2 separate regions of the Homo sapiens genome follow, and region 2 is linked to region 1. Evidence: read pairs that join two places in POLR2A ChIA-PET (ENCODE). Cell type or tissue: IMR-90. All regions are shown on one strand. Each heading gives the region's core, and the rest is flanking DNA. Links, peaks and the distances in the headings are about the cores only. Region 1 has its middle 15 kb from the start of MIR613. Region 2 overlaps HEBP1 (heme binding protein 1).

Region 1 (5,381 bases), core at 156-5,155:
ATTTACCAGTCAGATTAAATTACCCTGTCCAAAAACACAGGAGATAAAATCAAGTTCCTTCTTATAGAAGGTCTCTTCTTTCCACTGTAAAAAATTACCACAAATATAGATGCTTAGAAAACAAATTTATTCTCAATAGCTCTTGAGGTCAGAAATCCAAAATCCATTTCATTAGGGGTAAAGTCAAGGTGTCAGAGGGACTGGTTCCTTCTGAAGCCTCTGAGGGGAGAATGTTTTCTTGCCTTTTCAGTTTCTACTGGACTGTATTCCTTGACTTACGGCTTCTTCCTCCATCTCCAAAGCTCATCATTCCAATCTGCTTCTGCCGTCACATCACTTTATTTTACTGACTCTTCCTCTGTCCTTCTTATAGAGATCAATGGATTATATTGGACACACAAGGTAACCTCTCTTATCTCAAGATCCTCAACTTAATCACATCTGCAAAGTTCCTTTTGCCATATAACATACTCACAGATTCTGAGAATTAGGATGTGAACATACTTGGGGGCCCATTATTCAGCCTATCACAGAAGGTAATATCGAGGTTGCCTAAGAGTCACTCCTGGGTGGGCGTGCTGGCTCACGCCTATAGTCCTAGCACTTTGGTAGGCCAAGGTGGGTGGATCATTCGAGGCCAGGAGTTTCAGACCAGCCTGGGTAACATAGCAATGCCTTGTCTCTTCTGAAAATTTAAAAATTAGTGGGGCATGGTTGAACGCCCCTGTAGTCCCAGCTATTTGGGAGGCTAAGGCAAGAGGATCCCTTGAGCTCGGGAGGTAGAAGTTGTAGTGAGCCACATTTACACCACTGCACTCTAGCTTGGGTTAACAGAGCAAGACTCTGTCTCAAAACAAAAAAGAATCATTTCCCACTAATATTCTCTCGATGTTTTTTCTCTTAAGACATTGGTTTAACCATTCAGCCTATGCCAGCCAGAGGTGTGGCTGACATCCTCCAGACAGCATCTTGACAGCCTGTGAGGACCATCCTTGCCCCACCTTCATGACGTTACCCTTCCCTCTCATACCACCCTACTTTGTACCTTTCCAGGAACCCTGGTAGGCAATGGCGATTTTGCTCACATAAGGTTCCAAAATAGTTCACTATAACACATTAATATTTCAGGGGCCAGGCGTGGTGGCTCACACCTGTGATCCTGACAATTTGGGAGGCTAAGGCAAGTGGATTGCTTGAGCCCAGGAGTTCAACAACAGCTGGGGCAACATGGTGAAATCCCATCTCTACCAAAAGACAACCAAAAAAAAAAAAAAAATTAGCCAGGTGCAGTAGCCCATGCCTATAGTCCCAGCTACTTGCGAGGCTGAGGTGGGAGGATCGCTTCAGCCCAGGAGGTCAAGGCTGCAGTGAACTGTGATCACGCCATTGCACTCCAGCCTGGGTGACAGAGTAAGACCCTGTCTCAAAACAAACAAAAAAAAAAGGTTCAGTGACATTCTGTATCCAAGGCTTAACTCCATTTTTCTATTACTAATTTTTATTATGTTTATCCATACTGTCCACATATCAGAGGATCAACAATGAGATTACATGACAAAAGTATACTACACTCCAATAATATGCGCAAAAAAAACTCAATAAGAAAATACCAATAATATTGAGAAAAAATATACTTTAACATAAATCTCCTCCCTTTATCAAGTTTCTAGGGAGAAATTAATGTCCAAGAAATGAAATCCATCTCCTTATAAGTCAAAATCATGAGACATTAAAGATAAAAGAAAGTGAAGTTCAAAATAAAATTATCTTACATGTGTGGGTTAAAATTCAAAGAAGTCCAAAATGTATCTTCCCCAATTTCCTTTTTTTTTTTTTTTTTTTTTTGAGACAGAGTCTCACTCTTGTTGACCAGGCTGAAATGCAATGGCCCGATCTTGGTTCACTGCAACCTCCGTCTCCCGGGTTCAAGCGATTCTCCTGCCTCAGCCTCCCAGGTAGCTGGGATTACTGCCATGTGCCACCACACCCAGTTAATTTTGTATTTTTAGTAGAGACAGGGTTTCTCCATGTTGGTCAGGCCGGTCTCGAACTCCCAACCTCAGGTGATCCGCCCGCCTCGGCCTCGCAAAATGCTGGGATTACAGGCGTGAGCCACCGCGCCCGGCCATCTTTCCCAATTTCTTATTATGCTTTGTCTCTACCGGAAGGGATTTCAGTGTGGGGGTACAGTCAGGGATCTTTTGACAAGTACAGCTTAAGCTGTATTTCATTGGAATGGGGGCATTTCCTTCAGGGCCTCCAAGTCAAAAAATAATGATAATATTGTTACTAGTAGAGGGTCTTGACTGCAAGTTGTCCAAGTTCTTGGCGTTTTGAACAAATAATTGGACAAAATGCCCAGCAAAACAAAGAAAGAATGAAGCAACTAAAGAATGAAAGCAGGGATTTATTGAAAACGAAAGTACACTCCACAGTGTGGGAGCGGCCTGAGCAGCGGCTCAAAAACCCGGGTTACAGAATTCTGTTGGGTCCAAATACCCCCTACAGGTTTCCCATGGGCCACTTGGTGGTCACCTCATGTAAATAAAGTGGTGGTCCGCAGTTGCTCTGATTGGTGGCGGAAAGCCACCAATTAGAGGCTGAAGTTACCAACGTCACACTCCTGTGCAAACAACTAATTGGCTGCAAAAAGCAACCAATCAGAGGTTAAGGTGAAGTTACAAAGTTGCACTTCTATGGAAACTAAGACTCTGCCTGCAATCAGTCTGATTGGTTGCTGACAGCCAATTGCCCATCTGCTGGGCAGAAAAGGTGGGGGTTTGCAAAGGGAGTAGCCTCTGGTCCTTTTGTTACTTAGGCGTGGAATGTTAGGGTTTTTCTTTAAATTTAGTTCTAGAAAGTTAGCGTGAAATGACCTTAGGTTCCCTGTTTCCAGACCCTATTCTCCTGCCTCAATATCAGCCTAGTCTGGGATGTACTTTTTTCTAAAGAATCTATAGATTTAACAGAACATGTAAAATGATCATAGCACTGGCTCTATCCCAGCCATCTTCATAAAATAAGCCAATTCCTAGCAGGTAGCTCAAGCAGAATCGCATACCCAGAATCAGTGCTTTGGGTGCCCAAAGACTGTTGCAGAGACTGCAGCCTCACCAAAATGCCACTTGATCAATGCCAAGAGTACAGACCCCATGGCCTGTGAATTTAAACCCAGTTAGTAGAAATCTCCTGGTCACAGGTTAATTTCAGCACTGTGCACCTCACACTTACCACATCTGGGAAGATCCCCCTCTGAGTACTTTCTCCTGTCTCAGAGTATTTGAGAGGATGCTGCCTTCTTGTAAAGTTTAGAAATATGAAATGGCAATATCTTCAGTCATCACATCTTATTTGAGAGGAGCTGTTCTTTCTTACCCAGATATTCAAAGCCTTTATATTTCCACGTCCCCTTTGATCTTTAGGTGCCTGCACTGCAGTGCTGCAATGGAAGTGAACTTCTGCCTAGTAAGAGGGCTCCCACAATACCAAGTAAACATTTTTTTCCTGTGCCACAGTGGCTTTTCCCATTATCTTTTTCTGTGGAATTCCTTAGGCCTAAAAAAAAAAACCCATAATTATATATTTCAAAATAGCTAGAAGAAAGATTTGGAATGTTCCCAAAAAAATGATAAGTGTTTGAGGTGGTGCTGATCATCACACATTGTATGCATGTATCAAAATATCACATGCATCCCAGAAATATCCACAAGCATTATGTATCGGTTTTAAAAATTCACAAAAAAATATTGTTTGATACTTTATCATGCTAAGAAAGAAAGAGAAAATCTAAGCAACCAGTTTCTAGCAACCTTGAGAACAAGTAGAGGGACTGATTCTTGAGCCACATGAAGTCAAACTTAGCCCCTCCACCTTGCCCTCTCTTGCCCTTAAGGATAGTGCAAAACAACATAAAAGAGGAATTAAAACTTGGACTGTTTGTTTACATTACCTCGTGCTAACACATTGGAAGCCAATCTCTCACTAATGCTCCGTGGTCCATAGAGAACCCAGCTGCTCCATGGTTTAAAAACAGCAGATATTTTTTTCACTCTCTTAATATCTAAAAGGATAGTATATGAAAAGATTGTTTCTTTCCTCCTATAATTGAATCCTTGCATCAGCTGTGACTGCTTATTAACGCTCTTCAGCCTGCCAGTCCCCACTTAGGCCCTCTGACAGCCCCATGCCCTTGTCAAGGCCCTGCTACAGCCTCTGAATGACTTTTCCAAAGTTTTCCCCAGGCCATGGCTTTTAAGCACTAATGCACCACCACAAAAACCTACCTAGCCCAATATAAGCCTATACAAACTGCCAAGATTAACATGTCCGGCACACATACCAAGAACAAGACCCAGCGCCAAGGCCAATCCCTCACCACTCCAGAAGCCTCAATCACTCCATGTGTGTTCACTTGCTTCTCCCTAATTGTGCTCCTTCCTTTTTTCTTACATTTCAATTTTTTAGCCAATGAACCAAATGTTGCAAGAAGGGCCCAATAAAAAGCACCCCTCCTCCTTTTTAAATTTTACAGCCAACTAAGAAATAAGATAAAGGAATGGAGGGAGAGGATCAAATTATTAGTTTATTCCTGATAGGACTGGGTTGCAGGATGCAGTTTAAATCTGAGAGTCAGAAGAGCTTCCCAATACCAAGCTGCGGAATGAGATCTAGCAGTTCTGGTCCAAAGTAGACTTGCCTCCCTGGCGACCAGAGTGTCAGCCTGCCCCTACAGCAGGCCTCATGCTGGCTGGATTCCAAAGGGGAAAGTGGACAGGATAAGCTGAGCATGCTCACTTTATTTTCCCCAAATTTGCCAATTAAATCACAGCTCAGGAGCAGAGTTAGGAAAAGGCAGAGAAAAGCCAGGTGTTACACTAAAGCAACTCCCTTCACCTGGAATGACAGGTTTTGTTTTTTGTTTTTTTAACTAGTAAGAGACGTGGGCTAGACACGGTAGTTCACACAGTAATCCCAGTGCTTTAGGAGGCCGATGTGGGAGGATTGCTTGAGTCCAAGAATTCGAAGCTACAGTGAGCTATAATGGCACCACTGCACTCCAGCCTGGGTGACAAAGCGAGACTGTCTCTAGAAAAAAATATATATGTATTATTACATGGGTAATTAAATAACTTAAAAAGTAAGGCGGAAGTCGCTACCTGGTTCCATGATTATAATCTAGAAGTCTGAAGATTTATCTGGCATTATCAATTAACATTAGAGAATATGCAGCCATAAAAAAGAATGAAATCATGTCATTTGCAGCAACATTGGTGTAGCTGGGGACCATTAACCTAAGCAAATTAACGCAGGAACAGAAAACCAAATGCCACATATTCTCACTTATAAGCGAGTGCTAAACATTGGGTACACACAGACATAAA
Region 2 (5,381 bases), core at 176-5,175, 240 kb before region 1:
CAGGAGGAGATGAACTGATGGACACATGAGACCCCTTCCAGCTCTAGAGTTATCTGACTTTAGGGGTTCCTAGAAAGGAGGGATCACTCAGGAGGAGGAGGTGGTGAAGTTGAGCCAAGCCTTGAAGGATGATAGGTGTATCATGGGGGACTTGGCTCTCCAAGTCAAGCTGGAGTCCCTTCTTGGCAGCCTTTCTTTCCTTGCTGTGGACTTTGTGCCTGGAGAACAGGCCAAGAGCACAGGTTGCTCGTGCCATTTTATAGATCTCTTTTCTGCTGCAGAGACCCTCCATTCAAGACCCAGACATACTTGCAAAATCCTATGTTTAGGTCACAAATGTCAGTTGAACTAATTTAGAGTAGATGAACTGGCTTGCTATCAAATCACCATCACTGGACTAATGGTTACAAAATCCAACTCCCACAACAGCCTCTGAGTTCTTCTGAGATCTGGCCCCTGCCAGAACACCTTTTTTGTGTCCTGCTTGACAGTCTTTGCTCCAGCCACAACTATTTGTAATATTTGTACTCACAGTCATCATACTGTTCTTGACCCCTCCTCGTTTACTCTTATGGTACCCACTACCTGGAATATCCTCCCCAAATGATCAGAGCATTTACTGCATTGTACAATAATTTGTGTAATACTCCTCACCATCCTCCTGATTATCCCTATCATATTAATCTCCAAATCTGTACCACCTGGCAAAGGTTTTCGACAATGTTTATTCCATGAATTAATAAAGTAGTGACTGAACGTCCGGTTGGGTGATCTGTGACCACCTCAAAGTCAGCTTGACCTCCCCAAACATGTTATCACATACACCCATGCCCCATAAACTAACCTAAGTGGTCCTTTCCTGTGTTCCCATACTGCCCTGGCACTCCTTGCCCCCTAAAAATATCATTAGATGATAACATTCTGTTTTCCTGGCATCTTCCCTTATAGCACCTGTAACAATGTTCAGCACATGGTAGATACTCAGTAGTTGTTGGTTAAATGAATAAAAGAAGAAAAAGACCAAAGGAAAGAGCCAGTTAGCTCTTTCTCCAGTGAGATCTTGTTTTTGGTCTTCCCATTTGTAAAAGAAGTAACTGCGTAAAATGACTTCTGATACCTCTATTCTGAATTTGATATGGGCATACAACTGTCCGCCCAAAGTATCTAACACAGTGGCTAAAGAGAGAGGTTACAGACTGGGCAACATTGCAAGACCCCATCTGAAAGAGAGAGAGAGAGAGAGAGAGAGAGAGAGAGGAAAAGAAAAAAAAAAAAAGCAAAGACACTTTGGAAGGCTGACATAGGTGGATCGCATGAGCTCAGAAGTTTGAGACCAGCTTGGGCAACGTGGTGAAACCCTGTCTCTACAAAAGAAGACAGAGAAAACAAAATACAAAAAAAATTAGCTGGGCATGGTGGCACACACCTGTAGTCCCAGCTACTTAGGAGGATGAGGTGGGAGGATCACGTGAGCCCAGGAGGCTGAAGTTACAGTGAGCCAAGATTGTACCACTGCACTCCAGCTTGAGCAACCATGAGACCCTGTAAGAAAGAGAAAGAAAGAGAGAGAGAGAGAGGAAGGAAGGAAGGAAGGAAGGGAGGGAGGGAGGGAGGGAGGGGGAAACGAAAGAAAAAAAGAAAGACAGAGAGAGGAAAGAAAGGAGGATAAAGAAAAGAAACAGAGGTTTAAATGCTCACTTCACCCCCCATAGCTTTAGAGAACCTTGCAACGAGTATTAGACTGGAGTAGACTAGAGTTTGGGAACTGGAATTTTTGTTTCAGTTTCACCATTCAGTAGTTACATCACTTTGAGCAACTTAGTCTCTCTGGTTCTTCATTTTCTCCTTGATAAAATTAGTTAGATTAGGTAAACTTTAAAACCATTTTAGGTTCTGAACTTCTGTGATTCACAGGATAGTGTTTCTGGAATTTAAAACATTACAAGTGCCAAGGGTAGGTGCGCTCTCAAATGAAAGGGGAGTTCTGGAATTCTCTGCAGCAACAGAAAGAGCAAAACACCCTAAGTTTACTTAACAGTTTGCTACTGAAGGCTCTTTGGAAGTGTCAGATTCACCAGATGGAGGGCTTCACAGCAGCCTCAGAATGATTCAGCACGGTGCCCCACAGTCAAGGCTGACTTGCTGCCTCATGATTCCTGGTCTGGCGCAATTTCCTCTACCCCATGTGAAGGGGGATTTAAGTACAAACTTGGCACTCAGGGTTAAAATTACAATATTAAGGCCGGGCACAGTGGCTCATACCTGTAATCCCAGCACTTTGGGAGGCCGAGGTGGGCAGAACACCTGAGGTCAGGAGTTCGAGACCAGTCTGTCCAATGTGGCAAAACCCCATCTCTACTAAAAACACAAAAATTAGCTGGGAGTGGTGGCGTTCGCCTGTAGTCTCAGCTACTTGTGAGGCTGAGGCAGAAGAATCACTTGAACCTGGGGGGTGAAGGTTGCTCTTAGCAGAGATCACACCACTGCACTCCAGCCCGGGTGACAGAGCAAGACTCTGTCTCAAAAATAAAATAAATATTAAATATGCTCATTGAGACTACACTTGCCACTCACAGCCGTACAGTCCTGCCTTCCTCCAGAGACACCTTCTGTCCCCCTGGGAGTCACACCCTCTTCCCTAGTTGTGAATCTTCAGTCTAGGATATTATATGAAAACCTATTTGACCAGTCTAGGGCAGCCAGGTTCCCTACCATGTGTCTGTTTTTCATAATCATTGTTAGGAGACACAGCACCTTAATCAAATAAATATCTGTTGCACTTCTCACATGTAAAGCTCTGTGGTATAGTTTCTGCCCATAAAGGCTTTATTGCAGATTGTTAAAACTATAATAATGTTTCATTACCAGATGGTAAAATTAACATAGACCAACTTTCCTTCTTCTAATGGGATGGAATAAAATTCACTCCAGTAGAGTAGAAGAGAAGAAAACAGGATAGGGGAAGGAACAAAAAAAAAGCCAGGATGCATCTCATCCATAAGGGTAAAGCATTACTTTGTGAAACTTTAACTATGTGTATATTCATGATAAGACAGGCTGTAAAAAATGCTTTCCTTCTTGTGGATTGTGATTTTTTTTCAAAATGTGAAGAACACTGCCTTACAGTATGTCCAGGAATACAAAATTAAATTATATGAGCAATCACGTGGCAAGGAGCAGGAGATGTACTGAAGGAGAGCTGTGGGGGTCCATAATGAGTAAACACCAGGGAAAGGATAGTCCAAGGACAGGGCCTCAATGCAGAAAGTGGTGATGGGGAGATGAAAGAAGGATTTGTGTGAAAAGAGACAGTGGAGCTGAGCATTAAGCAGATTGGGAGGCTGTGATTTAGTGAGACAAGAGTTAGGGAGAGGATATGCTGTGTCTGGGAGCACGGTGTGAACAGAGCTACAGTCAGCCCTTCCTGTCTGTGGGTTCTGGATCCACGATTCAACCAACCACAGATGGAAAATATTCAAAAAATAATAATAGCAATACAGCAATAAAAAATACATAAATCAACAGCAGAGGCCAGGCGTGGTGTAACTGCCCAGTGGGTTCACCTTGCCTGCTGCCTAGATAGAACCAATTTATCAAGACAGGGGAATTGTAATGGAGAAAGAGTAATTCATGCAGAGCCAGCTCTGCGGGAGACCAGAGGTTTGTTATTACTCAAATCAGTCTCCCTGAGCATTCAGGGATGAGAGTTTTTAAAGATAATTTGGCAGGTAGTGGCTTGGGGAGTGGGGAGTGCTGATTGGTCAGGTTGGAGATGGAATCATGGGGGGTGCCAAGTTAGGTTTTTCTTGCTGTCTTCTGTTCCTCGGTGCAATGGCAGAACTGGTTGGGCCAGATTACTGGTCTGAGTGGTGTCAGCTGATCCATCGAGTACAGGGTCTGGAAAATATCTCACGCACTGATCTTAGGTTTTACAATAGTGATGTTATCCCCAGGAGCAATTTGAGGAGGTTCAGACTCTTGGAGCCAGAGGCTGCATGACCTCTAAATTGTAATTTCTAATCTTGTAGCTAATTTGTTAGTCCTGCAAAGTCAGACTGGACCCCAGGCAAGAAGGGGGTCTTATTGGGAAAGGGCTGTTACCAATTTTCTTTCAGAGTCAAGCCACGAACTGAATTCCTTCCTACAATTAGTTCGGCCTAAGCCCAGGAATCCCACAAGGACAGCTTAAGGGTTAGAAACAAGATAGAGTCAATGAAGTCTGATTTCTTTCACTGTCATAATTTCCTCAGTTATAATTTTTGCAAAGGCAGTTTCAATTGTGGCTCATGCCTATAATGCCAACACTGGGAAGCCAAGACAGGAGGATTGCTTGAGCCCAGGAGTTTGAGACCAGCCTGTACAACATAGGGAGACTCTACCAAAAAAAAAAAAAAATTTTTTTTTTTAATTAGCAGGGCATGGTGGTATGCACCTGCGGTCCCACTTACTCAGGAAGCCTAAGTAGGAGGATCGCTTGAGCTCAGGAGGTCGAGGCTAGTGAGCCATGATCATACCACTGCACACCAGCCTGGGTGACAGAGTGAAACACTGTCTCAAAAATAAATAAATAAATAAAATACATGTGTGTGTGTTTGTGTGTGTGTGTGTGTGTGTGTGTGTGTGTGTGCACAGAGAGTAGCAACTATTTGCTTGGCTTTTACATTGTATTAAGTATTATAAGTAATGTAGAGATGATTTAAAGTATGTATGAGGATGTGTGTGGGTTATATGCAAAATACTACACCATTTTATATCAGGGACTTGAGCATCCATGGATTTTGGTATCCATAGAGGTCCTGGATCCAGTCCCCCAAGGAGGCCAAGGGAAAAATGAACTCTGATTCCTTGAATTGCAGTCCTCCTACTAGAATGAGCCTAATTTTGGGAGCTTCACAGTTTTGTTGGATTGTCATCGTTGTATTTTTTGTTTCCTCCCTTCTAAGTTTATCTGTATTTTTTTCTGAATCTCCTGTTTAACTTTATCTTCCAACCTGTTTACTGAATTTTTCTTCTCTGTTATCAGATTTTTAATTTCTGAGAGCTCTTTTGCTCTCTGAATGTTCCATTTTTGTAGCATTCTGGTTTTCAGGATGCAATATCTTCTCTTATCTCCCCAAGAATATAATGTATAAGATTTTCCTGCTTTGGATATTGTCTCTACAAGAATCCCAGAATCTATTTCTCATGGCCCTTCATACTCAGGCCTGTCCCTTCTGCTCTATGGCCATACCCACCAAGGAAAGTTTTTTAGCCCTCTGTTACTACTTCTAGAGACATCACAAGTTGCTACTTTGTACCTCTTAAACACTGTACCTTCTCTCTCTCTAGGAAGAAGTTGCCTATGAAGAAAGGGCCTGTGAAGGCGGCAAATTTGCCACAGT

Evidence for each region. ChIA-PET counts read pairs that join two places held together with the same protein. Peaks named below come from ENCODE experiments on the same cell type or tissue, not always from the same donor. Only the 100,000 strongest peaks of a DNase experiment are listed, where the experiment ranks them.
Region 2: POLR2A ChIA-PET joins it to region 1 with 5 read pairs; 4 of 35 experiments call an interaction of 5 or more read pairs at or near these places.

What each region holds. Positions count from the first base shown.
Region 1 is chr12:12,746,837-12,752,217 of GRCh38, reverse strand. It overlaps a transcript of APOLD1 not described here. Among named protein-coding and RNA genes, the nearest start is that of MIR613, 15 kb to the left of the region's middle. In IMR-90, for the core only: no CTCF peak of the experiment used is centred there; no DNase peak of the experiment used is centred there.
Region 2 is chr12:12,989,363-12,994,743 of GRCh38, reverse strand. It overlaps HEBP1 (heme binding protein 1), which reads left to right. Exons shown (of 4, transcript NM_015987.5): 2 at 5,329-5,381. The region is part of intron 2 of GPRC5D-AS1 (GPRC5D and HEBP1 antisense RNA 1); the gene reads right to left. Among named protein-coding and RNA genes, the nearest start is that of HEBP1, 8.2 kb to the left of the region's middle. In IMR-90, for the core only: no CTCF peak of the experiment used is centred there; a DNase peak (open chromatin) is centred at 2,123; H3K4me3 peaks cover 827 bases; H3K27ac peaks cover 2,555 bases.